Regions from separate parts of the Mus musculus genome. Here region 1 is linked to region 2. A link is a loop called in an ENCODE intact Hi-C map of the cell type or tissue named here. Cell type or tissue: left cerebral cortex. All regions are shown on one strand. Links, peaks and the distances in the headings refer to the core of each region. The heading gives the core; the rest is flanking DNA.

Region 1 (15,312 bases), core at 3,937-11,936, 340 kb before region 2:
TCTCCTGTGTCAATGTCCCCTTCCTCAAGTGGAAGTCTCTTCCCTACCCCATCTGAAGGGCAATCTCTGCATCCATTGTGGGGAAAGCCAAGAGCAGGTGATTTCTACAGTGGGCAAATAGTATTCATAGATGAAAATTCATATCCACAGATATAAAAGAATTTGCTTTAGGAATTATTTTAAAAGCTGGTGCACTAAAACTGTGATACAATTCACAAAATTAGTTTTTTGAGCAGCTTCTCTGCAGAATCCCTCTTGGGTATGGTGAGTTCATATCCGACTCTTCAATTTCTGAGAGCTAGGGAGATGATTCATTAGGTAAAGCGCTGGCTGTGGCAGCATGAGGACCTGAGTTTGGAGTCGCAGGACCACATAAAGCTGCGTGTGGTCACATACACTGTAACCCCAGTGCTCCTCTGCTGAGATGTGGAGACAGGAGAGTGCCTGGGAGCTCATACCTAGCCTGGTATGCACGGACAGAACAATGAAGAGCAGGTTTCAAACAAGATGGAAAATAAAGACTGACATGAGGTGCTGTCTCCCATCTCCATGGAATGCCATAGGACGTGCATGGCTGTCTGCACGTGTGTGTGCACACACAGACACACACATGCACACACATGCTCACTCGCACTCTCATACACAAGAAGAAATATCTAAAAGTTTAGATCTTTGTTCCTTTAAGAAACAGAGGAGAGGCAAACTTTTCTTTGAAGACAGGTTGATGTACTGGGGGGAGGGGGGAGATTTTAAGTCCTGGCCTTTAAATCGTTTGGATTTAACTTCTCAGCCTCTCCATTTTCATCTATCAAATGGAAACAATAAAGCTACCTGGCAGATATGTCATGAGGAAAGAACCCGTTGTCATAGGTAAGGCACAAGCTTTTGAAGCTGATAGGATTGAAAGCCAAACAGGAAAGTCTCAAGAACCTTGAGACTTTCTGATCACGCTTAGCAAAACCATTAAGCTTTAGACACTGGATGCTAACCCTAAGGTTCTCTGCAATAATTCCTACAGAAGTGCCATCAGTTCCTGAAACTAGATGATGGGAAATGTATTTGCAGTTGACTTGTAGGAAGCTATTCACCGCCCACTATTGTTCTGTTTATTTACTTATTATTATGGGGGTGGATGGGTAGGAGTGAGTGTTGTGGTGCCCAGGAGGAAGTCAAGAGGCACTAAGTGTAGTAGGTTCTTTCTGTGCATTCCAGGTTGTCAGGCCTTTGAAGTAAAGTACCTTTACCCACTGAGCCATCTCACTAGCTCTGGCCCTGCTCCTCTTAAGGTTTTAGTTAACAGGTACGTTGGAAGTGATGTTTGGAAGAACAACCATGTTCCTTAGAGACAAAAACTTGGTGTGAGCTACAGATACAAACAAAACAAATAGACACAATAGCATCTACCATGCTGCAAGTATCTGTGGCTACCTCAGCATGAACTAACTTGCAACCACAGATAGGGAATTGCTGAGGGTGAAGAACTGATTACAGCCATTTTTAGGGCTGGAGGGAACCCATTGTGGAGAATGGAAACCTCAGTCTAGATCAGCAGATCCCAAACTGTGGGCCACGACCCCAAGACAGACCCTTTCACGGGGGTCACCTAAGAAAATCAGAAAACACAGATATTGACATTATGATTCATAACAGTAGCACAGTTACAGTTATGAAGTAGCAACGAAATAATTTTATGGTTGGGGGCCACCACAACCTGAGGAACTGTGTTGACGGATGGCAGTGTTAGGAAAGTTGAGAACCACTGTTCTAGATGCTTCCAGTGACCACAAGAGCTGCAGCAGTTTCTCGCCATGCGGATGAGGAAAGAAGGGCCCCCACCGGAGGGAAGGATGTCTATGGATGGCTCTCAGCAGCGTCCTGTTGGTGACCTGAGCCCAGAAGGCTTCCCTAGACTCCCCCACAAGGATGTCTCATTCAGCAGGGGATTCACTCTTAAGCTTTTGACAACAGAGTCAATGGAGGGAGCTAAACGTCTGGGATCAATGAAAAAATTAATGTGTGTTTCTTGGAATAAATCCAAGCTAGCTGGGCTTAAACAGTCACAGATACTAGTTAATAATTAGAACAAAAGATTAGAATCAGAGCCAACTTTTAATTTCATTCAATTCTACCCTAAATACACTAGCTTTTTAAAAGTAAGTTTCCATCTCTACTGCATGTATTAACATTATTTTTTTCCAATCTCTGCCAACTAAAATTCTATCCCATCTCTCTAAGTCTGCTGGTCAAGGCCACTAGTGACCACCAATGTCCCCAAATCCAGTGGCCACTTCTTGAGTTGTTATGTGACCTACCTACCAAAAATACTCAACACAGTGACCCCGGGCCTCCATTTTTTGCATACTTTAAACACTTTATTTTGAAATGTCCAAGAAAATTACAAAACACATGAATATACTCTATCCGGATCTACTTGGATAGCAGCTGGATTAGCCGTTAGCCACTTTCTCCTTGGTGTGACAAGATACCTGGTTTGTTTTAGCTCACAGGTCACGGTGTTGGGGAGTCCTAGACGCAGCTGGCTACATTGTATCTGCACTCAGGAAGCAGAGAGGAGATTTGGCTTCAGCTCAACTTCTTGTTATTCAGCCCAGGACCTCAGCCAGCAGAACGATGCTGCCCACAGCTGAGACAGGGCTTCCTACCTCAATTCACCTAATCTACATAAGTAATGTCTCCTAGGAAAATTCAGAGACTTTTCTAAGTGATTCTAGATCCTGTCGGGCTGACAGTTAGTGTTAAACCAGCCCGCATCTTACCATGCTGGTGTCAGCTCCTCTCTAGAAGTGTAGTCTCGCTGTCATTTTGACTGAATTATTTAAGGGTGAGCTACAGACATCATGGCCCCTCACCACTTATGTTCCTGTCCTCTAAAAGCCAGGGAATGTACCATAGACACTACGTATTAGTTAGGGTTTCTATTGCTGTGACTAAAGCAAGCTGGGGTGGGGGTGGGGGCCTGGGGGTTATCTGGCTTACACTTCCACATCACTGTTCATCATCAAAAGGGGTCAGGACAGGAACTCAAACAGGGCAGAAACCTGGAGGCAGGAACAGATGCAGAGGCCATGGAGGGATGGTGTTCACTGGCTTGTTCCCCATGGATTGCTCAGCTTGCTTTCTTAAAGAATCCAGGGATAGGCCCCTCCCACAATGGTCTGGGTCCTCCCCCATCAATCACTAAGAAAATGCCCTACCTGTTTGCCTACAGATTGACTTATGGAGGCATTTTCTTACCTGAGGTTCCGTCCTCTCAGATGGCTATAGCTTGCGTCACATTGACCTCAAACTATCCAGAATACGATGCTAACTGCATTATTCTAATTATTATGTATTCTAATTTCCTCAAGCATCCCAAGTAAAACCTTAGACTCAAACCTTTCCCATGCAGCCTCCAGCTGGGCTTATGCGTTTCTGGTACTTACCATAGACTCGATTTCCTTTCGTCCAGAACTATCCCCAGTCACTCTTCGTTTTGCACCGTGCTAGCAGTTTTTGAAGGGCTCAGAGCAAGCATTTTGTAGAGCATCTGTGTTTTGTAGAGCGTCTAGTGCTTTCTCGGGATAAGGGTCAGGAGACCCATCTCTGGAGTGAACGCAGCAGAACTTGTACCATGTTCTTCTGAGGGTGCTGGCCATTGACGGCCCGTTGTTATCTTGCTCCATCTCTGGCGCCATTCACCTTGATGCCTGATAAATGTGGCACCCTCCTGGCTTCTCTACTGCAAGTGGCTTATCTGTGCTTTTCCTGAGTGTTCTGTGTGACAGACTTTGATCTGGAGCCTAGTGAAGTTTTATCTCCACCATTTTTAGATCCGTTGACAATATTTGTCTAAGTCAATTGCTGTCAAATAGTCTATTTTAAAATTATTTTAAATCATATGTGTTGGTATCAGTATGGGGTATGTGGACAAGCGTACAGATGAGAAGAGGTGAGGAACAGGAGTCAGAGTCCCTGGAGTTGGGGTTACAGATGGTTGTGAGTTGCCTGCTATGGGTGCTAGGAGTTGAACCCAGGTCCTAAGCAAGATCAGCAAGTGCTCTGAGCCAATGAGCTCCATCTCCAACCCCATTCTCAATCTCTTATTCTGCCATGCGTTCTGTATGATTTAGCTGGTCTCATTCTGAAGGGAAGAATACAGAAAAAAACTCCCCTGCTCTTGCTTCCTTTATTTTGTATTAAAATAAACCTCACAAATCAATTTTTATCTGAATGAGTTATAAGCCTCTACTGTTTTTACTCATTGAAATGTTTAAATTATTCCAAATAAAGCTTGCCTCTGGTGTCCCCTTTGATGTACTGAGAAATTGAATATACAAATGAGTGCCGGCTAGATTACATACAAAACTAGACCTGCAGCCCACAGTCTGGAGCCACCAGCCCCCAGCCCCATTTTTTGCAGTTCAGAAAACAATCTCGAGCAACCACAACCAGAAGCTAAGCAAGCCAGGCAGTGGTGGTGCGTGTCGTTAATCCCAGAATCTCAAGAAGCAGAGTCAGGCAGATATGAGTTCAAGGCCAGCCTGGTCTACAGAGCAAGTTTCAGGACATCCAGGGCTACATATAGAAACTCTGTCTAAAAATGAAGAGGAGGAAGAGGAGGAGAAAGAGGAGGAAGAAGAGGAGGAAGAGGAGGAGAAAGAGGAGGAAGAAGAGGAGGAGGAGGAAGAGGAGGAGGAGGAGGAGGAGGAAGAGGAGGAGGCAGCTAAGCAATGAGTCCCCTATCTCCTAATCTATCCCCAAAGCCTCTGATTTTGATTCTTGCTTCCACTTTATGTCAAGTCAAACCAGAGAACACTGATGAAGTCCTGCCCCTCCTCTCACAGGGTGCCCTGCCTCCCCAGCTTCACCACCAGCAGACTCCAACCCGGGCAAACTCAAACCCTTCCCTTGCTTCCTCTTGTGGCTTTCTCACCCTTCTGATTGCCTGAGCCGAGGTGACAGTGGCCCTTGACCACTGGTGGCTTTGTATGGCCCTGTGGTACTTCCATCCTGAACTTTCCCCATCAGTACGCCCTTCAGCACTCCATTGATGCACCCCCTTGTCCTTTGACCCTAGAAGCTTCCAGGCTCATCATGTTCTCCCCTTGCCCCTCCCACCTAGTTAGATGTTTTTCTGTTGAGAACCCTACACTCCCTGTAGCAGGACCGGATGCTTAGAAATCGAGGTCTCAGGGCTAGTTGCACCCATTGTCGTTGTGGTCACGGTCTTTTCTTCAGAATACTTTCTTCAGAGGCAGATGGAGGAGGAGCTCTGTGAATTTGAGGCCAGCCCAATCTACATAGCAAGTTCGGACCAGCTGCAGAGCAGGAGTCTGTCTCAAAACAAACAACACCATCTATTCTCTTCTCTAGGAGATGATGACATTACAGGTTCCAGGTTTTAATTCAGCTTCATCTGACTTGCCTTCACACTCCGTTGTCTCTCACCCTTTCTTCTGGAATGTTTAAACACCCTGGTCTCAGCCTAAGCAGGCTTCTTTTCTCTAAACTAGGATAGCAAGTTTAATACTTTTATCTGTTATATATCATTTATCACTTATTATTTATTGTTGACACAGGACCTCGAGCTCACCGTGTAGCTGAGGATAACCGTGAGCTCCAGCCTTCACCTCCCAAGGGCAGGGATTACAGATGTGTCCCGGGCCTGTTTGTACAGTGCTGGGGCTGGAACCCAGAGCTTAGTGCCTGCTTGGCGAGTCCTCTACCACCTGGGCTATTTAAAAATATATTTATTGGACACAGGCAACGCAGTGAAAAGAACTCAAATGACTGAAGTCCTGGATTCAAGCCCAGACATGTCACTGACCAATCATAAGGACCAGGAACTCTCTAAAGTTAAAACTCACTTCTCCACATGGGATGAACGGATACATATAAAAGCACTAACAAGGATTGAACCTCCACAAATGACAGTCGTGGGATCCAAGTGTGCTGAAATGTGCCCACGTCATACATCTGTGACCAGAAATGAGCTGGTGCACAGGAACGTCCGGAGTTGGCACCATCTGTGTTTATTGCTATTCTTATTTGTATTATTACAATGGGCTACTTTTCTGGGATTCACATTTCTCTCTGTGAGGCCAAAAGCCTAATCTGGATATTTCAAGGTAAACCCTGCACTTCCCGACTTAGAGTGGATGTGACCCTCTTCCTTCTCCTTTCCCTTCCTCAGGTGACCTTGGCTGAGGAGATGGTGATATGAATCTAGGCAGAGGAAGAGGCCATTGCCTTCCCATTGTGAAGGGAAGGACTTTCTCTTTCTTCCCCTGTTCTGTGTGTGTGTGTGTTTCTCTGTGTGTGCACACTTGTGCACATAAGCACATGCATGCTTGCTCGTGTGTTCAAGCACATGCATGTAGAGGCCACTGTTTCCCTTCGGAGGCTTTTCTTCAGCATTGCTAACCTCAGGTTCTGCTATGCTCTGTTATTCTGTGCCTCGCTGTGTTTTTGAGACAGGGTCTCTCACTGGCCTGGAGTTCACCAAGGCTGCAGTCCTCCAGGGTCTGTTCATCTCTCCCTTCCCAGCTGGGACTACAATGGCCCTTCACCACGCTCAGCTTTTGTGTGGGTTCTGAAGTGCCAACTCGGGGCCTCACGCTTGTTTTGCAGACTCTTTACCAACTGAGCTAACACCTCAGGCTCAGATGCTGGAGACGGGATCTTGCCATGTAACCTAGGCTGACCTAGATCTCACCATACAGCCCAGTCTTCTGTCAAATGTGAAATTCTCCTGCCTCTGCCACCATGCTCTAGCCTCCCCAGGGCTCTATAGTAACAACTTTCAACCCTAGCACCTCCCCCACACTACTGCCTGCGAATGAGAATGGCAGGCAGCACAGTGCCTGCTCACTGTCTCACCTCTGCTTCCTTCAGATCTTGTTGCCTGCCTTCCTCTCACCATGCTGGGAAGGCCAGGCAGCTAGCACACAGACCTGGAGCCCGGCTGGCTGTGTCCTTCAGTCAGCCACAGCCGCCACCTCACCTCCCAAAGCCAGGTGGGATCAGAGGTCCCCCAGAGCCTAGCTCACAGCCATTTATATCTGGGGAAGCCAGGTTGGTGTCCTCCTCTCCTTTGAGACTTGGGCTGGCAAGTTTTTATCAACTCGACACAAGCAAGGGTTACCTGAAAAGAAGGAACGTCGATTGAGTAAAGGCCCCCCCCCCCGTAAGAGAGGACATTTTCTTGAGTGATGGTTGGTGAGGGAGGGCCCAGCCCACTGTGGGCAGGGCCACCCTTTGGCTGGTGTTCCGAATGGTGTACAAGCATAAGCTGAGGGAGCGAGCAAGCCAGGAAGCAGCATTCCTCCACGGCCTCTGCTTCAGTTCCTCTCTCCATCTTCCTTCCCTGCTTGAGTTCCTGCCTTGACTTCCTTCCTTGATGGACTGTGGTCCCGATGTATAAACTAAACAAACATTTTCCTCCTCAGGCTGCTTTTTTTTTTTTTTTTTTTTTTTTTTTGGTCACGCTCTTTTTCACAGCAATAGAAAGTAAAGTAGGACAGAAGTCCACCCCTCCCCTTCTCGAAGAGCATCTGACTTTTTCTTCAGGCTCCTGTGATCGCAGCTGCACACCCACCCAACCAAAGATTTAACCCAAACACCAGGAGGGCTCAGCCTCTTCTCAGGGACCAGCATCTAAGCTCCAGACACATCCCCTCCTACTCTCCATCTCCCATCTGATCCATCTATTTTGGGGAAGGAAAATACACTTACGTCATCGTGTATCCCTCCCTACTGTATGGTTTCGGGTATAAAAATCTTTGTCACACGGACCAGCGAGGTGGCTCAGTGCATACAAGCATCTGCTGCCAAGTCTGATGACCTGAGTTCAAGTCCCCGGGACTCAGATAGTAGGGACAAAAAGAACCAGCTCTCTTGAGTTGTCCTCTGCTCTCCATGTGCATACTGTGACGTGCACACAAAATAACAAGATGGAAAAAAAGAGAGAAAGAAAGAATAGAAAAGAAAAGAAAAGAAATTAATCTAATTAATCTAAGTTATTTGAACAACATCAAATTTGTCTAAATAAATAAATGATTGATTGATTGATTAATTAGGTCAGTGAGATGGCTCAGCGGAGAGGGCACCTTCCACCAAGACTGACAGCTTGAGCTGAATCCCAGGGGCCCAGGAGGTAGACTGGAGACAGCAAGCTCCTACAAGTTGCACTTGAACCTGCACCAAGATGCTGTGGCACACATGTGTACCCATGCTCACACACACACACTAAATAAATAAAAGTGCACATAAAAAACAAGCCATAACCACCTTTCTTCTTTTTTAATTAAAAAAAAAAACCTTTAGTCTTCAATACTAAATATCTCCTCAGGAAACTGTTCTGGGGTGTTTCTGGACCCTTCCACACACAGGCCTTTAGAGAGCATTGACGATCTAACACTATAGCAACAAAGTAAAGCCCTCAATGCCTGGATGCTCTGGGCTAGGTGCAGAATCTCTTTTGCTTCTTCCCTAGGCTCCTTCACTGGCCATTTAGGCCTTGTGCTATCATCCTATATGTTACAGATTGAAGATAAAATGTCCCCCACAGCTCATGGATTGGATTCTTGGTCACTAATTAGTGGCACTATTTTGAAGGTTCTAGAAGCTTTAGAAGGTAGGGCTTAGCTAGATGAAGGACACACTAGGGGTATGTCCTAGGGTGTTGTACCTTGTTCTGGATTCTTCTCCCTCTCCATATCCCCCTCCCTCTCCCTCTCCCCCTCCCCCTCCCTCTTCCTCTCCCTCTCCCCCTCCCTCTCCCTCTCCATCTCCCCCTCCCTCTCCTTCTCCACCCACCACCCCCTCTCCCTCAGCACAAGCATGCATGTGTGTGGGTGAGAAGGGAAGAGAGGAAGGAGAAGGGGGGAAAGAATGGGTACTTGTCAAGAGGACATGGAAACCAAAGTTATAAAAATATTCAATCATAGCATCCCCAAAATAAAGTGTTAGCCCACACTGATATAAATAAATATGGGGGAAAATAGCAAAGACATATATTTTACACACAGAAGAATCCTAAATAATTCATGTAGCGCTTTCTATCTCAGTGATATGGGCCATAGCATCCCAGCCCTTTGTATGGATTATGTCCAGTAACTTCATTCAAAGAGAAACTATATAGAAGGGAAAGTGGGTGGATGGGTGGAGAGGAATGTTAGTTAAAGACAAACTGACAAACACTCCCTTACTCAGGAGACAAAGTCAACAGTGGAAGCCATGTTGCCTGGGTGCTGTTGAACTGATGGGGTGAAATGGTACCTTACCCCTGTTTTCTTCTGCTCTGAAATCCTTGTGCACAGTGTAGAGATGAGCAAGATGTTAGAAGTCCTGAAAAAGAGGAGAAAATACTTCAGGGGGGAAAGGGGGGTTATATCAGCTTAGAGTGGTAAGGGATTCCATCTATAGTGGAGGGAAGCACGGTGGCAGGAGGGTGAGGTGGCCTGTCACGTTGTATCCTTAGTTAGGAAGCAGAAAGGAATGCTGGTATTGACATTTCTCTTTTTAATTCAGCCCAGGACCCCAGCCTAGGGAATGGCGCCGCCTACTTTTAGAGTTCATTTTAGCTTCAATGAACCTAATCTAGAAGATCTCTCACATGCATGCCCAGAGGTTTCAGTGATTCAAGAGCCTGTGAAGTAGACAGTCAACCATGTTAACCAGTTCTTGGAACAGTCAAGATCACCCCAAAACAAAGAAGCCTAAGGAAGTGGCCCAGACAAAAGGAGCCTAAAGCACACATGATGACCAAATGGAGCACAGTGTCCTAGTGGAATACAGAAAAGGGACACTAGGTAAACAACTATGTGCTGGCACACTACTAATCGCTCATTGAGGGCATCCTGCTAACTTAGGGTTTTAATAATGGGGAAACTGGCTATTGGGTCTATGGGAAATCTCTAGACCATCTTTTTAATTTTTCTGTAAATCTGAAACTATTCTAAAATAAAAAGGATTATTTCTTTAAAAAGCTCACTTAGCAGTATTTTAAAATGTGTGCGTTTTATTGGATAAAAATAATACCTCAATTTTTAAAAATGAAAAGAAAAAAAAGCCCCGGGGAACTTGGGAGATTTTTTTTCTCAACGTAGTTCGCGAGTGATAAAGATAGAATGGACTGAATTTCGCCATGAATTGCCCCACCCCAATTCATGCTCTGAAGCCATAATCCTTGATGTGACTATATTTGGAAATAGAACTTTAGGACATAATTAAGGTCATATGAGGTCAAAGGATGAGGCCTTAAGTCTAAAGGATCGGTGGCCTTACAAGAAGACGATTTATCCAACCCCAACCCCACCCCCGTAAGCGAGCAAGAGAAGGCCTCGAGAGGGTAAAGCATTCATCTCCAAGCCAGAGATCCAGCCACCGCTGTGCACGCCCCACTCGGCTGGACCTTGACTTTCAAGTGTTCAGAACTGTGAGAAAATTAATTCTTACTACTTAAGCCGCCCAGCATGCAGTGAGCATTTCATTATAGACGCCTGAGCAGATTAACACTGCAGCTTTAAAAAGAACAATGCTCTCACTCACTGAGCACTGTGTCCGGAGACCTGTTAGCAGAGCTTTGCAGACAGCTAATCCTCACAGCCACCACCATAGGCACTTGGGATCCATTACGTCCAACCTGCAGCTGAGAATCTCCACCTTGAGAAGGGAAATCCACCTGCCTGGGTTCCCACGGCTGACGAGAGCACATGTGTGCCTTCGTGTGGTGGGATCCATGGACCCATGTTTGCTGTCCTGTTCTGCCACTCTCTACCTTATTTCCTCAGACAGGGTCTCTCACTGAATTTGGAGCTTGCTGCTTTGATCAGCTGTGGTGGCCAGCAAGTCCCCAGGAATCCTCTGGTATCCCCTGGTATCCCCTGCCCCTCCCAACACTGCAGGGTTACGGGCTATACTTGACTTTATATGTGGATGTTAGGTATCTAAACTCAGGTCTTCATGCTTGCATCACCAGTACTTTTAATCACTGAATCCCCATTCCCCCATATATTTCCTGTCCAGGTCTTAAAATCACCCATATCTCCTAGGATCCCTGATCTTCTTATGGAAAGTGGTCTTAGACCCTGCAGCCTGGCACAGAGTGTCATCATTGCTATGGATGTGTCCCAGCCCGTAGGCCCTCCCAGTGACAGAGACAGCAGTGTGCATGTGTGTCCATGCTAATCTACGATTATATCATAGCTGTACTTATTTTTATACATTAGTCGTCCGACGTTGGGCTGCACATGGGTTCACACTGACTTCAGCTCTGGCGTGTTTCTGTGTTTCCGCAGGATTTTCGGGCCCTCCCCCGGTTCACTTGCAACCTCTTCTACCTTCTCTCATTCTTCTCACCATCATCCACTTATCCAGCTGCCTCAGTCCATGTGCTCAGCCTGTGAGCTCACTGGCCCAGACCCCATGGGAACCAGCTTCACTCGCTGCAGTACCACACTTATTTACAGCTTTTTTACCCTTCCCATCTCCTCATTTCTAAAATTATTGAGAACAGGCTCTTTCTCTACCTCTCGTTTCCATGGGGCTCTTCCATGCACTTGTAATATATTTAGATTGCTCTGTGACATCCCATCTCCATCTCCCCAGATTATTATTTTATTTTTTTAATTTGAGTACATTAAGCACACTCTGTGCTGAAAAGTTCTGTGACTTTTGATAAACTCATAGCATTGTCTCTACCTCAACATCACTTGGAACATTTATGCCCTTCTCCCACTGCTTCACCCAGCCAACCCTTCCCCCAGACAGCTGCGACCTCTTGTCCCTTGCTATAGCTTTGTTCTTTCCAGAGTGTCATGGAGTCTCCATCTTTTCATAGTTTCTATCATTAGCAACACACAGCCAAAACTCATCCAGCCAGGCACGATGGCGCATGCCCATAATCCCAGCACTCTGGCGGCTCAAGTGGCCAAGTGAGTTTGGGGCTAAACCTGGCTACATACAGAGACCTTGTTTCAAAAACAGGCTGGGGCATCAGGAACAGATGAGGTAGTTTCAAGTGCCACCACGCTTGACAACCTGAGTTCAGTTCCTGAGACCCACAGGGTAGGAGAAAATCAGCTATCACAAACTGTCCTCTGACCGCACACAAAACACCGTGTACACAACCACACAAATACACTAAAGAAATAAACCAACAAGCACGATTTTAAGGTAGAGCTGGCAAGAAGGCTTACATAGTAACAGTGCTTGCTACCAAGTTTGATGACGTAAGTCCCAGCAACCATATGGTGGAAGGAGAGAAGGGACTTCTACAGTGTGTCCTTTGACTTCCACACAGGTGCCCACACACATGAACTCATATGGATGCCGCATATTTGTAGTTGTACAGGTAAATATACAAATGTAAAACCTCTTTTGGATTAAAGATTTTTAAATAAGTGTTTTTTTTTCAAAGATTCATTTTTTTAAAAATGCCTTGGTACCTCAAGCCTTTTCACCACTAAATAATATTCCATTACAGGACTGAACCACCGTGTGTGCATGAATTAATCGGCTGAATGACACTCGGCTTTTCCAGTTTTGCTGGCTGTAAATAATGCTGCCCTGGGTGTTTGTGGGAAGATTTTATTGTGGGGAACAGCCAAGAACTGTTGGCAAGGCCACAGTGAGCTCTGTGAGTCCTCCAAAGGGCATCTATGGTCAGTCTCTGGGTTCCTGTTGCCTGGATCCTCTCCAGCACAGGAAATTGCCCTTGTATTTATTTGATTGTTTAACCCGTCCATTCTGCTAAGTATGCATATTCCTACAGTCATGGCTGTGTTCTGACTTCAGTCCTCTAGTGACAGAGGATGGCTCCAATTCACATCTTTCCGTATGCTTTGTTGGGATTGCCTTCATAGAGGAGACATCTGTGTTAAATCACGAGTCCAGTGAGGTAGCTCAGCAGGTGAAGGCGTCAACCGCCAAACCCAATGACCAGAGTTCAATCCCTGGGTGGGACCCACAGTGGAAGGAGAGGACAATCTCCAGCAAGTTGTCCTCTGGAGAAATAAAAAAGAATTCATGAAAAATGTAAATGTGAAAAAACGTAAAGACTTGTTATTTTAGATACTAGCCTTTTATTAGATAAATATTTTTTTAAAAAAATATTTTCCCCGCAGCAGTCCCTCTTACAGAGCAGAAGTTATTAATTTTAATAAAATCCAACTTATCAGTTTTTTATTTCACGGATCATGTTTTTTGGGTGTTATATCTAAAAACTCATCACCAAGCCAAGGTCACAGATTCCCCTCTCATAAGTTTGGTTTTGATAGATAAATGCCTGTGTGTTATGGTTTAGTTGTCCCACCCCTCCCCCACCCCCACCCCCAAAAAAGATAAGTCCTACTTCCTATGAATGTGAATTTACCTTTAAACAGGGTCCTTCTGGGCAGGGCTGATCAAGTTAAGATCAGCTCACAGGTGTAGGTCCTCAGCCAATGTGGTGTCCCTGGAAAGAGGACCGGGCATGCGAACATGGGGTATCGATCAGAGAGCATGGGGCAGCATCCGCAAGCCAAGGCCACCAAGAACTGAAGCCTTAGCCGGCGGCGCATCCTCCCTGACTCCTACCCTGAGGGGATGCTCCAGAAGAGTCATCCCTCTGTAGCCAGGTTCCTGTCCAACAGCAACCTAAGGAAAGGGTTCGCTTTGGTTCGAAGTTTAAGGGGACCGTGAATCAAGGGGAGCAAGGTGGGAGGCGGAACTACAGATGAGTGGAGCCGCACTGCATCCCCAGGCAGGAAGCAGAGCGTGGGGGATGCTGGTCCTCAGTCGACTTCCTGTCTTTTACTCAGCACGGGACCGCAGTCCGTGGGATTTGTGATGGTGGTGCCCACATTTAAGTGACCTTTCTCTTATCATCAAACCTTTCCTGAAATGCCTTCATACACATGCCCAGAGGTGTTTCCATGGTGATTCCAGGTCCCATCCCACCTACCGGTGTTTGGGACTTCCAGTCGCTAGGAGTAAATGTCTGTTGTGTTGTTGTGTTAAGATTCCTGATGAGAGCACCTTGTGGGGTTTGAACACACAGGACCAGTTGACCTCCATCCTAGCATTAATATTCCTGACTCTGCAGGGAGCTCCTTTGTCCTGTGTGTGGTGGTTAACTTCAGTTATCAATGTGACTGGATTGAAAGATGCCTATTTATTATATTGATAAAGCATACTTCTGGGAGTGTCTGTAACGGTGTTTGCAGAGATCAGCGTGTGAGTCAGGGAACTGTGGAGGAAGTGATCTGCCCTGAACCTGAATGGCAGGCAATAGGCTGAGGGCTTGGATGAAACAACAAAAAGTAGAAGGGTCTGGAGAGATGACTCAGCAAAGATGAGATGACTCAGCAATTAGGAGCACTTACTGCTCTTACAGAGGAGTTAAGAGTTTAGTTCCCAGTACCCAGGTCAGTCAGCTCACAACTGCCTATAACTCCAGTTCTGGGGGATCCAACATCCTCTTCTGGATTCCATGGATACCTGAGTGTTTCTGCTCTCTCTCTCTCTCTCTCTCTCTCTCTCTCTCTCTCTCTCTCTCTCCCTCTCTCTCTCTCTCTCTCTCTCTCTCAGACAGACAGACACGGGCAGGCACATATAATTTTAAATTTTTTAAATAATTCTAATAATAAAAAAGAAAGATGAGCAAAACTAGCTTCCAGGCCCATGATCCCCTTCTAGACATTGCTGTTGCTGTCATCGTGGTGGATAGACTCCAGGTTCATCAGCCTTTGAACAAGATTAGCTTCATGGGTGGTTCACTGGAAAGCTTTCTGGCGGTCAGCTTCACACCGAGTCTACATCCTTGGCCTCTCTCACTCATAACCTCTTTCATTGGCAGCTAGCAGGTCTCCTGGCTCAGCTGGTACTGGACTTTGTGAGACTGCAGCCCAGCTGTGTGTTTGCTATGTTTGAGACAATGTAGCACTGTAGCTCTCATATTCCTTGCCATTGGTTTTCTTTCTCTGAAGAACACTAAGTAACAATAGTCTGTCCCTGGAAGGGTCCACCATTCTGGTTTCTATGGTCATGGCTTAGCCTGTTCTAGAATAGTTTACAAGCATGGTCATGGAGCCCATGCTATATTTTTAACAAGCTCCTTTACCCACATGGCATTTCTATACTTATCCACATTGCCAGACAGGACAGTAGTTTCTTCTACTCCAAACAGTAGTCAGTTTTATTAACATATTACAGTCTGTTTATCCACTCCCCTATCTGTGGACCACTGGGTTGCTTCCAATTTGGGGCTATTATGAATAAAGCCACTCTGAATATTCTCCCACAAATGAGGCATGTGTTTAAATGAAGACA
Region 2 (15,312 bases), core at 3,352-11,351:
CAGCCCACTGAGGAAAGTTAGTTGCCCACCTAGCAAACTGCAACAACAGAAAAGCGCAAATAAAAGCCCTTTGTGTGGGGAGGGGGGCACTCCCTCTATCTCATACCATTCCCTGTTCACCTTAGGGAGACAGGGATACAATGTAAGCCATGGTCAGTCCCAATTTACAAAAAGGAAAACCAAATTTAGAGTACTTTAACTGAAAAACAAGAGGAAGTTCCAGTTTGAGCCCAATCTTCAGAGTAATACAGGCCTGGTTAGGACTGGCATGAGAGACTGAGAGACTTCCGCTGTAAGAATTCAAGCCTTGGTCCTACACTTAGGGCTGGGAGAAAGCTTAGCCAGGTTCATGGACCAAGAGAACTTGGGCTGCCTCAGGGTGACTGCTTCCTGGGCCAAGATCCAGGAAAACCCAGCATCCCTACCTGGGTTCAGATACAGGAACCCATCATAACTCCAGCAGGTAGAAAATGCCTGTTCAGGACTATGGCAAATAGTCAGACAACCCTGGCCTCTTCTTCCATTAGCAGGTGCTTAACTTGGGACATTCAGGGCTCAGAGGACAGGGTAACTCTTGTCACTGTCAACTCTGTCGCAGCCACTCTTAGATGATCTCCACAGCAGCTGCCTTTAGAGCCCTTGTCTGTCTCTGTCTCTCTCTCTCTCTCTCTCTCTCTCTCTCTCTCTCTCTCTCTCTCTCTCTCGTCTTCAAATACATAGGCTTCATTCTACAGTCCTGAGTAGATTCCTGTCCAGTGAGGTCCTAGCTAGGTCCCCAGCTCGGCACCCAGAAATCTTTGAATCACTTTGAAGCAGAAGAAGGTCTAGCAGTGTACAGAAGCCCAGCAGAGGAATAGGCAGAAGTACGGAGGCATGCAGACTGAGGAAGCACACACCAGCTCCAACTGAGGCCCCCTCCACTCAGGATCCTTAGGAGAGACACAAAACAAGGACAGGGATGAAGAAGTTGGCCGCATCCCACTGTCCACTTCTCCAACAAGGACACCTCGAACTCAATTCCCTATCAGACAAGTCCGAGTTGACTCCACGGGAGGCTAGACAGCTGCCAGCTGCCAGCTGCCAGCCTGCACATTGGATTTCCGAGGTGCCCAACTGTCCTTCCCTAAGTCAGTCCACAAATCCTATTCTGCAAGTTTCCGGGCGGCATAACCCCAGCACAACCAGCGCTGCCGACAGACCACCGGTTCCAGCTGGGAGGAAAACAACACGAAAAGGCTACAGCAGCGCAGGACAGGGCCCAGTGTCCATTCCCCACCCACTGGTGGCGCTTTCTCTGGAACCAGTCTCCACCCCGAGGTTCTCTCATTCCAGAACCCTGGAGCCCAACTGGTTCCTGGAGCTTGCATCTCCGCGTACAGGCTCAGCGGCTCACTGTCCTGGCTCAGCACTGCCCACGCGGTACTCACCTGGCCTCGGTGCCCAGGGAAAGGAAGGCGAGCCGGCGAGAGGCGTGAAGCCCAAGCCGATCCGAATCTGTCCGTGCCTGCTGCACTTTCAGGACTGCAGAGGTCCAGCTAGTTGTGGCGCTGAGTCTAGAGGGAGTAGAGGGAAAACCAAGACCTTGGGAGAACGCGATGCGACCTGGCAGCCGCAGGAGGCGAGGCCCCGGAGGTTAGCAGCCGCGCGGTACCGAGCCGGGAAGCCACGCAGCTTCGCTCTCGCTGCAGCCCAGACTCGCGGGATCCTGGCCCGCAGGCAGAGGCGCAGCGCAGGGAAGAGTGCGGGGCTGAGTCTCTGCTCGGAACCCGAGCGCCTCCCGGAGCCCGCAATCCCCCGCCCGCCCCAGTGGGATGCAGGCGGAAATTGAGCTTGTGTGGAACGTGGGGACCGACCGGGCTCCGAGTCTCCCGCGCTGCGGTGAGAGCGGGGCCCACGCAGCCGGGACCGGAGGGGGTGCGGTCCCAGTGCCACCCCCGCGCCACTCCCCACGTGGCGGCCGCGCCCCCGGGGCGTGAATGTGTACGCGGGCGGTGGTGGTGGGGGTCATGAATGAAGCCCCAGCGGCCAATCAGCACTGCCGGCGCGCGGGACCCCGGGAGCGAGACCCAATAGCGAGCTCCGGGTTGCAGGCCCCGGCGGCGGGCGGGCACGGGGGGAGGAGGCCGGGGCCGGGAGGCGGGAGGCGGCTCCGCGGGCAGCCAATGGGCGGCGGGCGGGGTGGGGCTCCGGAGCGCCCAGCGGGTCCGGGCTTTAAGCCGGCGGAGCGCGGCGGCGGGGCCCGCAGACGGAGCGAGGCGGCGGCGGCGGCGGGGCGGCGCAGGGCGCGGGGCGGCATGGCCACCACCGCGCAGTATCTGCCGCGGGGCCCCGGCGGCGGAGCTGGGGGCACAGGGCCGCTCATGCATCCCGATGCCGCCGCGGCGGCGGCAGCGGCGGCCGAGCGGCTGCACGCGGGGGCCGCGTACCGCGAAGTGCAGAAGCTGATGCACCACGAGTGGCTGGGCGCGGGCGCGGGCCACCCCGTGGGCCTAGCGCACCCTCAATGGCTACCCACGGGAGGAGGCGGCGGCGGCGACTGGGCGGGCGGCCCGCACCTGGAACACGGCAAGGCAGGCGGTGGCGGTACCGGCCGAGCTGACGACGGCGGCGGTGGCGGCGGTTTCCACGCCCGCCTGGTGCACCAAGGGGCGGCCCACGCGGGCGCGGCATGGGCACAAGGCGGCACAGCGCACCACTTGGGCCCCGCCATGTCGCCGTCGCCCGGGGCCGGCGGGGGTCACCAGCCCCAGCCGCTCGGGCTGTACGCTCAGGCGGCCTACCCCGGTGGCGGCGGCGGCGGCCTGGCCGGGATGCTGGCGGCGGGAGGCGGCGGCGCGGGACCCGGCCTGCACCACGCACTGCACGAGGACGGCCACGAGGCACAGCTGGAGCCGTCGCCACCACCGCACCTGGGCGCACACGGACACGCACACGGACATGCACACGCGGGCGGCCTGCACGCGGCGGCGGCGCACCTGCACCCGGGCGCGGGCGGTGGTGGCTCGTCGGTGGGCGAGCACTCGGACGAGGATGCTCCCAGCTCCGACGACCTGGAGCAGTTCGCCAAGCAGTTCAAGCAACGACGCATCAAGCTGGGCTTCACCCAGGCCGACGTGGGACTGGCGCTGGGCACCCTCTACGGTAACGTGTTCTCGCAGACCACCATCTGCCGTTTCGAGGCCCTGCAGCTGAGCTTCAAGAACATGTGCAAGCTCAAGCCGCTGCTCAACAAGTGGCTGGAGGAGACCGACTCGTCCAGCGGCAGCCCCACCAACCTGGACAAGATCGCGGCGCAGGGCCGCAAGCGCAAGAAGCGCACGTCCATCGAGGTGGGTGTCAAAGGCGCGCTCGAGAGCCACTTTCTCAAGTGTCCCAAGCCGTCTGCGCACGAGATCACCGGCCTGGCCGACAGCCTGCAACTGGAGAAGGAGGTGGTGCGTGTCTGGTTCTGCAACCGGCGGCAGAAGGAGAAGCGCATGACCCCCGCGGCCGGCGCGGGCCACCCGCCCATGGACGACGTTTATGCGCCTGGGGAGCTGGGGCCTGGCGGGGGCAGCGCGTCGCCACCTTCTGCGCCCCCGCCACCCCCGCCGGCCGCGCTGCACCACCACCACCACCACACACTGCCCGGCTCTGTGCAGTGACCCTGCGGACTGGGTTCCCCGCCGGCGCAGCGGTGCCTCCGGCGCGCAGTTAGCGCGCGCGGCCTGGACTCTTTTTGTTGTTTATTCGGTTTTGCTTTGGATTTTACAAAAAGGAAAAAAAAAAAAAAAAAAAAAAGCTCAGAAACTTTTAAACAAAACCAAACACCCGGGACCGACCCCTCTCTCCAGCGAGCGGCGAAAGGCGGCCGAGAGGCTGTGTCGCCCGAGTCCCGGGAGAGAGCAGCGGAAGATCCAGAATGCGCCAACTCACTCTGGGCGCCCTGTGCCCACTGCCTGCTCCCTATCCCCATCCCCTCGACGACCCCCGCCCCTGCCCCTGGGCTGTTCGGGGCCGGATCCCGGCAGCGGCCTCCCCACAGCGAAAGGTAACGCGGTGCGGGGTTAGGGATTCCCCGGGAGAATGGACGAAGAGAGGAGAGTCCCCAGCAGCTCTCCCGGGCGCGGACTCCCTGTAGCCTGCAGGTCACGGGTGGGGGCTGTCACTTTATTCTTTCCGCGCCTCTTCTCTCGCACCTGGACGCGCCCCACCCCCTCACCTTTTCTCCGGGCTTGGTTTTTTACGGTTTTTATTTATTCGTGGAGCCTCTCGGCTCCTGGGGTCCTTCTAACTCCGCCCGCGCCCTTAATTTAAATCGCTGTATGCTGTATTTATCGGGGCCCCAGAGGGGAGGCCGCGAGAGCCGCATCTGTGTATAAAAGCAGGAAATAGCCAAAGCTTTAATCTAGCCTAATTTATTTTCCCTTTCTCTTCCCCTCTCCTCCTTCAAGAACGCAAAACAAAAACAAAAAAAAAAAAACTAACAAAAAAATTTTTTTTGAGTGTTCATTTTTCGTTTCGTTTTACCCGAGCCCTCGGCTCGGTTCCTGGCCTAGCAGAGAGGGTCTGCGCTCCCACGCACACCCGGGTGGGAAGGGGCATCTCCACCCGCAAGACCGAGCACGCATCGCGGGCCACTGCTTCCCCGCCGGGCCTTGCCCCTCCTGGCCTTAACGAACGAAACTTGGAAAAGTTGGAACTATTTTTTAACTAGCTGTAGAAATAAACCCGTTCCCCCCAAGAACCTTGCGCCTGTTTCCCTACCGCTTCCCCCTGCTCTCTTTCCGGCCCCCGCGGGATGCGGGATGCTGGGGGAACCCTGGGGAGAAATTCTCCAAATTTGGGGTGAGGTGGGAACCATGTAAATATGTGAGATATGTACACACTGGCAGGGGGGGAAGAAACACTTTGTGCTTGGTTTTTATTTTTTGGTTTTCTGGGTTGTTCTCCCTCCCCATCCTAAAGGGTTTGTATGCCCGACTAAACCGAAAAAGATATTTTAATATGGTTTCCTAATTTCTGACCCATCTCTATTTATTTTCTGGATGTGTTTGGAGCTTCCCCCTTCACCATTTCTTCATCTGTTTGTTAAGGTTTCAGCTTAAATTTTGTTTTTATTTTTTATTATTTTCAGAACAATGTTTTGGTCCATTCTCTTTGTATCTTTATTGCAAAAAATAATAATAATGTAGACTGGGAAGTTCCCTTTATATTTATGTTATAGTAAATATTTTATTACTCACATAAACATGTACCCCAGGGCTGTGTCCTGTTCTCTTTACTGCTAGGGCTGGGCTTGATTTGCAGGAAGCGGTGAGAGTCCCCAGCCTGTTCCTCTCCTGAAGTTCTGGGCTCTGAAAGGAAGGGAAACACCAGCCTCCTTCTCGGTCAGTAACAGGACTGCCTGCCTGTTGCTTGCTTGGTCAGCAGTTGGGCACCTGGCCCAGGTACAACAGTCTAGCAAGAATCACATCCTGTTCCCATTGCCTTCAAAGACCAGACCAGGGCCTAGGATAGTAAAAACCCTTGATAACATGGAACCTGGGGTCAGCCATGAATCTGGATACAAGCTGACACTCTTCTCAGCCAAAGCAGCAGATCGCCTCTTCCTGGATTACCAGCCTTGCCTCCCGTGCCTGACACCCCAACCCCTAACTTTGATTTCACCTTGTGTCCCATGAACGGGGTCCAAGCCAAGTTTCAGAGTTATAGGGCAACTGGAAACCTAGTCAGGGGCTTCCTACCCCCAATTGGCTCCATCCAAACAAATGGTACCCAAGCCCACCTAGATACATTGGACTTCTGACAAGTTCGGTCTGAGGTCCATTCAGTAGTCCGGCAGAACTAAGTCCGCTTGGGAGGGAGTCTTGCCTATTTGCCTTGGGCAAAGCTAGCTCTGCTTTGCAAACTACCAGTCCCATACACTCTTAGTGGTGGAGGCATAGACTATGCTGCAGGAAAAGCTTGTCATAGCTCCTGGGTAGACAACTAAGAACAGCAGGGAGGGAGAGATGAGTTTGCTGTTGAAAGGGGGAAAACCAACATTCTGAGATGTTCTCAATGCTTCAGTGGCCACATCACTCAGAAAGTCTCCATACTGGGGACAGGTCTCAAGTTCAGCTCAAAACCCAAGGTAGCATCCAGTCAACATAATTTTTTTTTTCCCTTTAAAACATCCCTTCCTGTTTCTTCCATAGCACAGTTCTTTTCCCTTCTCAGGAAAAATACAAAGTTCTTACTCTGTGGAGCAAAGTTGAAGGCACTGTGGGTTCGGCTGGGGAGAAAGTTGTAGCCCAGGCGAACCTGCGTGCCTGGGAAGGCGCTCACGTCCAGGTCTTGGGAAGCCCTTGGCTCTAGCTAGTGGACTGGGTGATGCCCAGAGTCAGGTATTCCAGGACCCCCAAACCTGTGGTCTTTAGCTGGGCTGGCACATCAGTATAACATACAAAACTTTGATGCCGTCCCATATTCCTTCCTACCCCCTAGTTCTCCCACCCCTAGATTTGTCCCTGACTTGGGGAATGGGGCCGTCCCAATATGGAAGCAAATGAAACTTGGCTTTCCAGTCCCTGCCCTGCCAGCCCAGAGCCTCTGCAGGTTTTGAAACTGGGAAACTGGAAAGGCCTTTCACAGGCCTCTTCTCTCCAGTTGACACCAATTGATTGATTGATTTCCTAATTGTCTGCTTAATCTTGTACAAGAGGGTGGGCTTATTATTGAAGCAAGTCAACTCAAAAATAGCAAAACAATGCAGCCCCCCAAGAGCCAGCAGCAGCTGAGGGATAGAACAAAAAGAAAGAGGGGGAGGGAGAGGATCCTGCACTGCAAGGGTTTGGCTTAATGAGATACCAGCCTGGGATCTCTACCCTGCTTCAGGCAACCTAGGAACCCAAAGTCCTAACCCTTCCACAGAATAGTTGAAGAAAGGCACATCAGTTGTGGGCTTCTGGGTTTCTTGGATGTAGGTCTACCTGCCTGTGCCAGAGTTCCTCAGACTTCGGTCTGAGAAGTGCATCCTTCCATTGCAAACTTGGAACTTCTGAGGCCATCTCTCACCCTTGACACTCAAAGTTATTTCCTGTAATCACAGAGCAGGTCAGTAGAACTTGACTGGTTGCGTGAGAAAACATACCTGCTGATATTTGTGTCTTCTGCTGTGTGTGTGGGAATCCATGACTGGTCCCAGAGCCACATGGTACGGGGGAATCCATCTTATTACTGGGAATCTGATCTAGAGTATTTACAGGAGTAAGGGCCTCTTAGCGCTGGAAAAGGAAGGAAGGAAGGTAGCCATTGTGGTCGTTAAGGCAAACCCAGAAGGCACCCTGTCTTGAGCACCAAGCCCTTCTCCCTCATCTCCTGCCGCAGGTTATACAGGCTTCTGCGCTGCGCGGTATGAAGTCCAAGCCGTCACCCTTTTGTCCCTAGAATTCAACTCAGTGTCCACAGGTCTACCCGACTCCTAATCATAGCTCCCAGCTCGGAGCTACTTGGAAGTTCCTAGACAGGTTCTAGGTCTGCGTAAGAGAAAAAGCAAGGCAATGTGAGCCACCCAGGGCCAATCTTCTTCCTTCCTGAACTTTTCACAGTAGGACTTGAGCCCCAGAAAGGAGAATCACTTAGGCAGAGGGTGAAGTGGGAGGGGTAATCTAGCCCAGCTACCCCCAGAAGTTTAGCCAAGAGGATCTTCCCAGAGTTTCAGGTTAGAGGCAGCTTAGAGACACTTCAGTTCCTCACCCAGCGGTTAGTGTTTCTCAAGTCTCGAGGGCTTCCCTAGTGCCACTCAAGACTCCATGTGGGAGGACTGCCCTCTATTGGTCCCTGAGCTGGGACATGACACCCAGTCATCAAAATGACCTAATTGTTGCGCATGCCCTTCTCCCAAGTCAACTTCAAGGTGATGGCTGATGGTAGGCTTTGCTAGCCAGAGCAGAGGTGAGTTTCAGGCCCCAAAGGAGGCAATCCTGTTTCACACACAAATGTGCTGGTTTGTGGTCCCATCCCTTTCCCTCTTCCACCCTGCCCACTCACACAGCCATGCTCAGAAACCCACTACCACATGCTGCCTCTTTCATCTCTCCTGCCCACACACATCCCCACCTCTCCTCTCACCAGCTCAACAGCTTACACACACACACACACACACACACACACACACACACACACACAGACACAGACACAGAGCCTCACCTACACCACTGTTTGGCCACCCAGACCCAGCTTTCTGGTTGGTACTGAACTCTTGGGAGTCCAGGCACCTGACCCCCGTACTGTGTAACTAAACACATTACCATCTGCTGTCACATTTAGCCAGACCCTCTCCTTTCCAGGTTTCTAAGCATTCACCCCGCAAACCACTTTCTAAATCCATCCCTGTCCGACCATCATTGCCCCAGCTCCTCCCAGATCTCTCTCTCTCTCTCTCTCTGCTCCTTTCCGATAATTAAAGTTAGGCTGTGTGTTTGTATGTATGTGTGATCTTATTTTTTAAACACACACCCCCACACATACATATGCGTGTATATATACAAACACACACAGCAATTAGCTCCAGCCTCCACCGTCATGCTAGAACAGTAAAACCTCGTTATGCACAGGTCCCCATGCGCCCCTGTGATGAACCCAGATTCACCTAGTCATGGGCTCCTGATCTCTCTCTCTCTCTCTCTCTCTCTCTCTCTCTCTCTCTCTCTCACACACACACACACACACACACTCTAGCATTTCATGAAGTAATACCCACTGTATACTCCAAGAGTAGATAACCCACCCCCTGCTTCCCACTTCTCTTCAGAGAATCTTAATGGACTCTCCTCAAATGACCCAGGGCCCCGGAGCACTGTGCTTACAACCCTTCCCCTGCCCACCCCATCTCCATCCACACAGCAGTGGACACAGCTCCCTGCTGAGCCTGACCAGGGTGGGTCTGGGTTTTATTAGGCTGCAGAGACAGCACGGAGGCATATGGTCTCGTACACAAGAAATAATGTTCATGTTAAATCAGACCTCATGCATAACGCATGAGCCTGATCTCACATTATTTTGGGTGTTCGTCAAAATCAGTGTTCTTTCTTGTAAGGACTCCTGAAAAGAAGGGAAAAGAGCGTTGGCTAATTACACCCACAGCCCGGACCCAGGGATCCCAGAGCGCCCTGGGAGCCTCCTCTGCCCCACGTCACCCACCAGTGGGTCCTGTCCCTCTCTCCCACCCTATCTTCCCACATGGAAAGAGGGCTTGCCTCGGGTTTGTAGCAGGCATAAGGCCCCGTGTTATTTTTATTTCTTTTCTCTCGGCTCTCTGTCCCTGGAGGGTTCTGGGGAATAGCGGTGGCTCCGTTGCTCTCTCACACCCGATTCATTTGCCGTTTTATGAACTCCCGGTTGATTCATCGCCTCCCTAAGTCAATGACTCACTCCTGATGGCTTCTCAGAAATCCTTCTTGAAGGACTCCCGGTTATTCAGCTTTGAGCGGGAGCCTGAGCCGAGGTAGACCTGGACCTCGCACAGCACAGTCCCTGCTCCCTTGGCCTGGAGTCACCCTGCTTGGGTTTTTGCAGAAGCCGAGCTGGGGAGGACGGAGTACTCCCTCTATGCAGAAGCTGGGAGGACCTACCCAAGCTGGGAGGACCTACCCAAGCTGGGAGGACCTACCCAAGCATCCCAGCCTGTGGCAAAGCTCCCTTCGGCATCCGTGGATCACCTGCCGTCTATCCTCATCAAAGCTCCAAGAAACTTGCCGTGACTGGGGAGGCAGAGCACAGTTATGGGACCTGAACCGACAACTCACTCACGTTTCCATGCCTCAGTTTCCCGGTGTGACGCTAATGGCCGTTCTGTACTGTAGAGTTGTTTTGAGAATTAAGTGGGATAATGCTCAGAATACTTAGCATAAACGATGAATAAATCAAAATCGTTTTATTCTGAGGCCTGGGTTCAGAAGTTAGCATTCAAGGAAGGACACCATAAGGTGGTGTTCCTCTACCTCTGACCAGGGACCCCACTTTTTCCAAGGACACTTTTATATAATATACACCCATCACTCACCTTACACTTTATGTTGAGTGCCTTACACAATATAGCCCCATTTTATAAAAGAGGAAGCTGCAGCCAGGAGAGTGTTAGCTTAGTCAGGGCAGCAAGATTAGTAAATGCCAGCAATTGGAATAGAAGCCATTATATCTGACTCCTGAGCCCCAGTTTGTTTTATGCTAAGGCCAATGGCAAAATAGTAGTCAATGTTGAGTGTTTGTTCAAAGCAAGAAAAGGAAAGCCCCAGAACGCAGGCGTGGAAATCGGGAATCAAGGTTGTTAGAGCCAGCTAACTGGGTAAAATCTACGGCCCCCTCTCCACTACCCAGAATCAAATAAATCCCAGGAGGCTAAAGAAAGTTGGATAACTTGCCAAGTTAGGAAGATCAGGAAGTCCCCCTATTTGGCCCTCTCCAAGCCTCCACATCACTGAGCAAACACATTGTAGCCAAGGATGGAGACCTAACATCTGCCCAGGCATTCAGCCTCATGGTCCTATCCACTAGCCGTGAGTCTTACAGAAAGTTCCTTAAGTTCTCCATACCTCGGTTTCCTCTTCTGTAAGCCAGGATAAGAACAGCATCAGCCCCACAGAACTGCAGTGAGGACTTGACAGTTGAGAGGATATATAACATGAACACTCAGAGCCTCCCGCATCATGAGTACCATTAAATGTTAGCTGTAAAAAATAATTTTATATGTACAGTGTGTATTAATGCTGAGCTATTGCAGAAAAAAAATGTCAAGTGCTTCCCCTAACACTCCTGCCTTTCTAAAATGATTTCATTCATAAAACCACTCTAGGATAATTAGGTCTAAAATCCCCATCCCCATTCCACAGGTGAGGACACTGAGGCCCAAGGATGGTAAAGGCCTTTCTCAGAGGGACCCAGAAAATCAATGACAGGCGCAGTTCTTAAGCCTAGTGCCTAGTTCCAATTTGTGGCAAACCTGCTCCCCCAACCATGTCTTCTGAGGCTATAATACTAAGCCCTGTGTGGCAAGGCTTTGTGCTGGGCTCGCAGAAACAGCACCCAGACAGAGGCATTAAACTGAGCCAGGACGAGTGGATAGAGGTTTGCTCAGGAGTCCCTGGATCTGGGCCTGATCCCTGAGACAAGTCCCTGAACCCTCAGACCATATCCACTCACCCTTCCTGAATCCTGAACCTTTCCGCCTTTCCCACCCTGTTCAGGACGCTCCTCTAGCAGGCCGTGGCACACTTTTGACCCTAGCACAAAAGATTCAGTGCAGGGCTCACGGCCTCTAAACCCGATGGAGTCCCAAACTATGAGATTAAAAGTCTGACTGAAGCTTCCTTCAGGTCTCCGTGAGTAGTTTTACTGCAACCCTAGCCAGAGGTTAAGCAGAGGTTAACCAGCCTCAGACATTTGGGGTCACCAAATGGATCATTTGTCACCTTGGACCTCAAACTAGGAAGTAACCATTCCTCCATTCACTTATCCATCAGTCCGTTCTCCAGCCAGCTACTCCTCCATTCACCGAGCCACCCACCTTTGCATGCAGCCATTCACCTACCTACCTATTCAGCTACCCACCCATCATCTGCCATCCATTCATCCGATCTTCTTGCTTAACGAATGTCAAGAAGGCTGATGGCCTCTAACCTCCACGCTCTTCTAGCTTTGTCTCATTCCCTTCCTGCCCCTCAGCCATATAGGGTGTTTGAGAAAACGGTGTAGAAGGTAATGATGAAACCTGTTGTCATATCTACGAAGTTGTGTGAGTCCAAGTGCTGGAACTTTCCACACTCCCCTCCTCTCCCCAAAGAAGCTATAGTTGATACAGCCTGTGGCAAAAGTCTAGATGGCCTTAGTTCTCATTTCTTACCCCAGGAATGTCAAGTTCTGGGCTAAATGTAAGGGGTTTCAAAGGTCACTGGGAAGAAGCAGCCTAATAGCATAGCCTCTTTCAAGGCCAGCACTGGACTGCCTTTTTCTATCGAAAATGCCAGGCACCTCTAAACACCAGGGCCCTGCGGGGTGACGTTCTGTTTCCAGCCCTGTCAGTACCGGCATGCGCACTGGGAGCAAACCCCTGCGAACCCCATCACCTCAACTCCTACCCGTGCAATATGGGGGTCTTTGGCAGTTTTGAGGATGTCGCCTGCCCTCTAGCCTGGGTGGGCCTGCTTCTTTGACAATGGGGCTTCTCTGAGCAGCCCACACAAGAAGAAAGATAGGAGATGACGTGGTTGGTGTTCAGGGCCCTGAGGACTCAGCTCGAGCTGCTCAGCCCCCCTCCCCTGACACAAACAATCCTCAGTTACCTCCCCCTCCTGCTCCCCAGAATCTGGGCACAGCTGGAGCCTGCTATGCCCTAGCCACCCCATGAATCACCGCTCTATGGTCCACGGGGGAGTGGTCCAGGGAGCATCCTACGCTTGCTCGGGAGGAGTGAGGGCCAGAACTGCAGCCCTCAAGCAGGCAGTGTCCACAGAAACAATGGGGGCCTGTGGCTAACAGGCGGAATGCAGCTATTGTCCTGCCCTGGCCCCCAACCCCAAGGCCCCAGGTCCCCAGGCCAGGCGGCCTGGCGTGAATCAGTGCGTCAGACTCTCGTGTACCAGGGCTGGGCACACATGACCTGCTGCTTACCTTCTCTGGGTAAGCAGGAGGGTAGGCTGATGGGCCAGACCCCCACCTCTACAGCCAACCTCACAAAGGATCCTCCTGCACAGAATGAGAAGCGAGATGGGACCCACGGGAGTAAAGGCAACCTCCAACCTACCCATCCCTAGGATGCTTGAGACCAGCAGCTCTGAGACCCAAGCTATACATCACAGTGGGGAGGAGACCACATTAGAATAATGCAGGATTAGAGTGGGGTTGCTATAGCGACGTATTAGGGCAATACATCTAGGGAGCCCCAGCCCCTTGGTGATGTATGGCTCTGCTCAGCTGTGGGGAGCAGGGGGAGGGGACCTGTCCCGCCCCTCCAAGGGAGAGCAGACACCGAACACTCTTCATTGGAGGAGAGCATCTGCGTTAGACACTAAAAATAAGCATCTGAGGACCCCGTCAAGACTGAAAAGTGTACCCTGCCAACTGCCACTGTCCTGCATATTCAACTTGATGTCAACTTCAAATCTCAGCTCTAACCATAGCCTCAGCCTCTGCCATCCCTAACCCCAGCCCATGAAGTAGCACCAACCCTCCAGCCCAGCCCCACCAGGCTCCCACATTTGCTTCATTGCTAAGGACTGGTCCCATACTGTCTCCCTGAGTATCTGATGGGACTAGATGTGTGTGTGTGTTGGGGGGGGGGGGGGATCAAGGGTCAAAGAAAAGAACAGAGCCAGACCATAGTGGTCTGTGACTTTAATTCCAGCCCTTACACTTGGAGGCAGAGGCAGGCAGAACTCTGAGTTCAAGGCCAGCCTGGTTTACAGAGCAAGTTCCAGGACAGCCAGGGCAACACAGAGAAATCCTGGCAAGGGTGGGGATGGGAAGGAAGGAGAAAAAGGTTAGGGGAGAACAGAAGGGAAGGAGATGGGCAAGCTCCTGGAAACCTCCCTAGTAAAATCCAGAGTCCATCTTAGGCAAGTGCTCCCTCCTCTCCCAGTGGCCTTTGTGCTGACCCCTGGCACCCCATTCTGTCTAATCCAAGTCTATCTAGCATCCCTGTGTATGATCTCAGGGCTATAGAGAGGCTGAACAGGTGGACCTACTGGACAAAAAGAAGAAGAGCCTGCCAATAAAGAAAGACTCAAAACCAACCAACCAAACAACAGCCAAAAACTTTCCCTTTCCGATAATGTTTGTACAGGTATGAGACAAAGTCGGGTGGCAGGCTGCCTCCTAAGCACACGCTCAAGTCATTTGTACTGGCTTGCTCCCCTCTGAAGCCCTGCATCTCAACACCTTAGGGACATCATGGAAGATTCTCTAGAGACAACACCCATTGCTACATTTACCTTAGAATTGTAGTGAGAGGGGAAAGAAAGAGAAACCTGTTTCAGAACCAGACTGGCTCTCTTGACGTTCCATGTATATTAATTCCATCTATGCATCGTGCGTGGGCATATGTGTTGAAGTGCATGTGTGCAGGGTGTATGTGTACATGTGTGTGCGTGTACATGCCCTGCGTCCTCACTCATTGCCTTTCCAGTTTATTCATTGAGTACAATACTTATACAACCCCCTCAAAGTCTTCTGGCTTTTTGTTGTTGTTTTTGTTTGGTTCACTTCAAGGCGGGTTCTTGCTACGTGACCCAGACCAGCCTTCAACCCAAGATTCTCCTGTTTCAGCCTCACAAATGCTGGGATAAAAGTGTGAGCCACCGGGCTGGTGAGATGGCTCAGTGGGTAAGAGCACCCGACTGCTCTTCCAAAGGTCCAGAGTTCAAATCCCAGCAACCACATGGTGGCTCACAACCATCTGTAATGGGATCTGACTCCCTCTTCTGGAGTGTCTGAAGACAGCTACAGTGTACTTACATATAATAAATAAATAAATTTAAAAAAAAAAAAAAAAAAAGTGTGAGCCACCATGCCAACTTTATCCCTTTTTATGTTTGAAAATAACACTGAGCCTGGCCTCCTGGATGAAACAAGATGTGTCCAGGAGACCCAGCCTCTGCCGCTGCCAGACCCAGACCAAAGCATGAGACCAAGTAGAAAGCCCGGCCTCGTCACTGGTGCTAGACCCCAGAGAAGTCAGGTCTTCTTCATTCCTGATTGAGAAGAACTCCCAGACATGATTCTCTCTCTCTCTCTCTCTCTCTCTCTCTCTCTCTCTCTCTCTCTCTCCCTCTCTCTCTCTCATTCAGCCCACGTGTGCTCCCTCCTCACAGTCAGCCGGACACACACGAATACATTCAGAATGCGTCCACTCTCACCCGTGGTGGAACAGAAGGCTGAAAGGAAGGTAGTGGGAGGGCAGAGTGTGTGCCCAGAGGGCAGTTCCTGGGGTCGGGTGGCAGGGTGCCCAGGGTACTGAGTGGGCAGGAGACCTCATGGCTTCCTCTCTTCTCTAGCCAGTGACCAAAGGTCAGCTCTGGCGGCTTGGCCACGTGCAGTCCACCCACAACCCTGGTCAGGTCATGTGAGACCAGGACTGAGGCTTTGTCAACACTCCATTGTCTCCCAGAGCCCAGCCTCTGTGTGTGGTAGGGGGAAAACCCTCTCCAGCCCAGGCGAGCTGGTGAATCTCCAGAGCCATAATAAGCTCCCAAAGAAATGCTTCCACTGGGGAGTCCTTCAAGCATGATGATGATGATGATGGTGGTGGTGGTGGTGATGATGATGATGATGTCATCGTCGATGCCCTACAGGACC

Evidence for each region. Peaks named below come from ENCODE experiments on the same cell type or tissue, not always from the same donor. Only the 100,000 strongest peaks of a DNase experiment are listed, where the experiment ranks them.
Region 1: a loop joins it to region 2, with 3 times the contacts of the local background. A loop is called at or near these places in 2 of 42 quality-filtered maps.

The regions. Positions count from the first base shown.
Region 1 is chr4:124,318,828-124,334,139 of GRCm38, forward strand. 1700021L23Rik (RIKEN cDNA 1700021L23 gene) reads right to left here and starts at 13,893. Exons shown (of 5, transcript NR_166446.1): 1 at 13,376-13,893; 2 at 9,285-9,348; 3 at 7,735-7,926; 4 at 1-104. In left cerebral cortex, for the core only: no CTCF peak of the experiment used is centred there; a DNase peak (open chromatin) is centred at 7,679.
Region 2 is chr4:124,655,413-124,670,724 of GRCm38, forward strand. Pou3f1 (POU domain, class 3, transcription factor 1) reads left to right here and starts at 2,234. Exons shown (of 1, transcript NM_011141.2): 1 at 2,234-5,243. The coding sequence starts at 2,295. The coding sequence ends at 3,644. Gm38545 (predicted gene, 38545) reads right to left here and starts at 12,780. Exons shown (of 4, transcript NR_168615.1): 1 at 12,631-12,780; 2 at 10,557-10,691; 3 at 9,222-9,821; 4 at 8,882-9,066. It overlaps Gm2164 (predicted gene 2164), which reads right to left and starts at 2,075. Exons shown (of 11, transcript NR_168006.1): 1 at 1,428-2,075. In left cerebral cortex, for the core only: a CTCF peak has its summit at 7,791 (motif pointing left); DNase peaks (open chromatin) are centred at 3,909, 4,059, 4,657, 7,808 and 3 more places; H3K4me3 peaks cover 2,251 bases.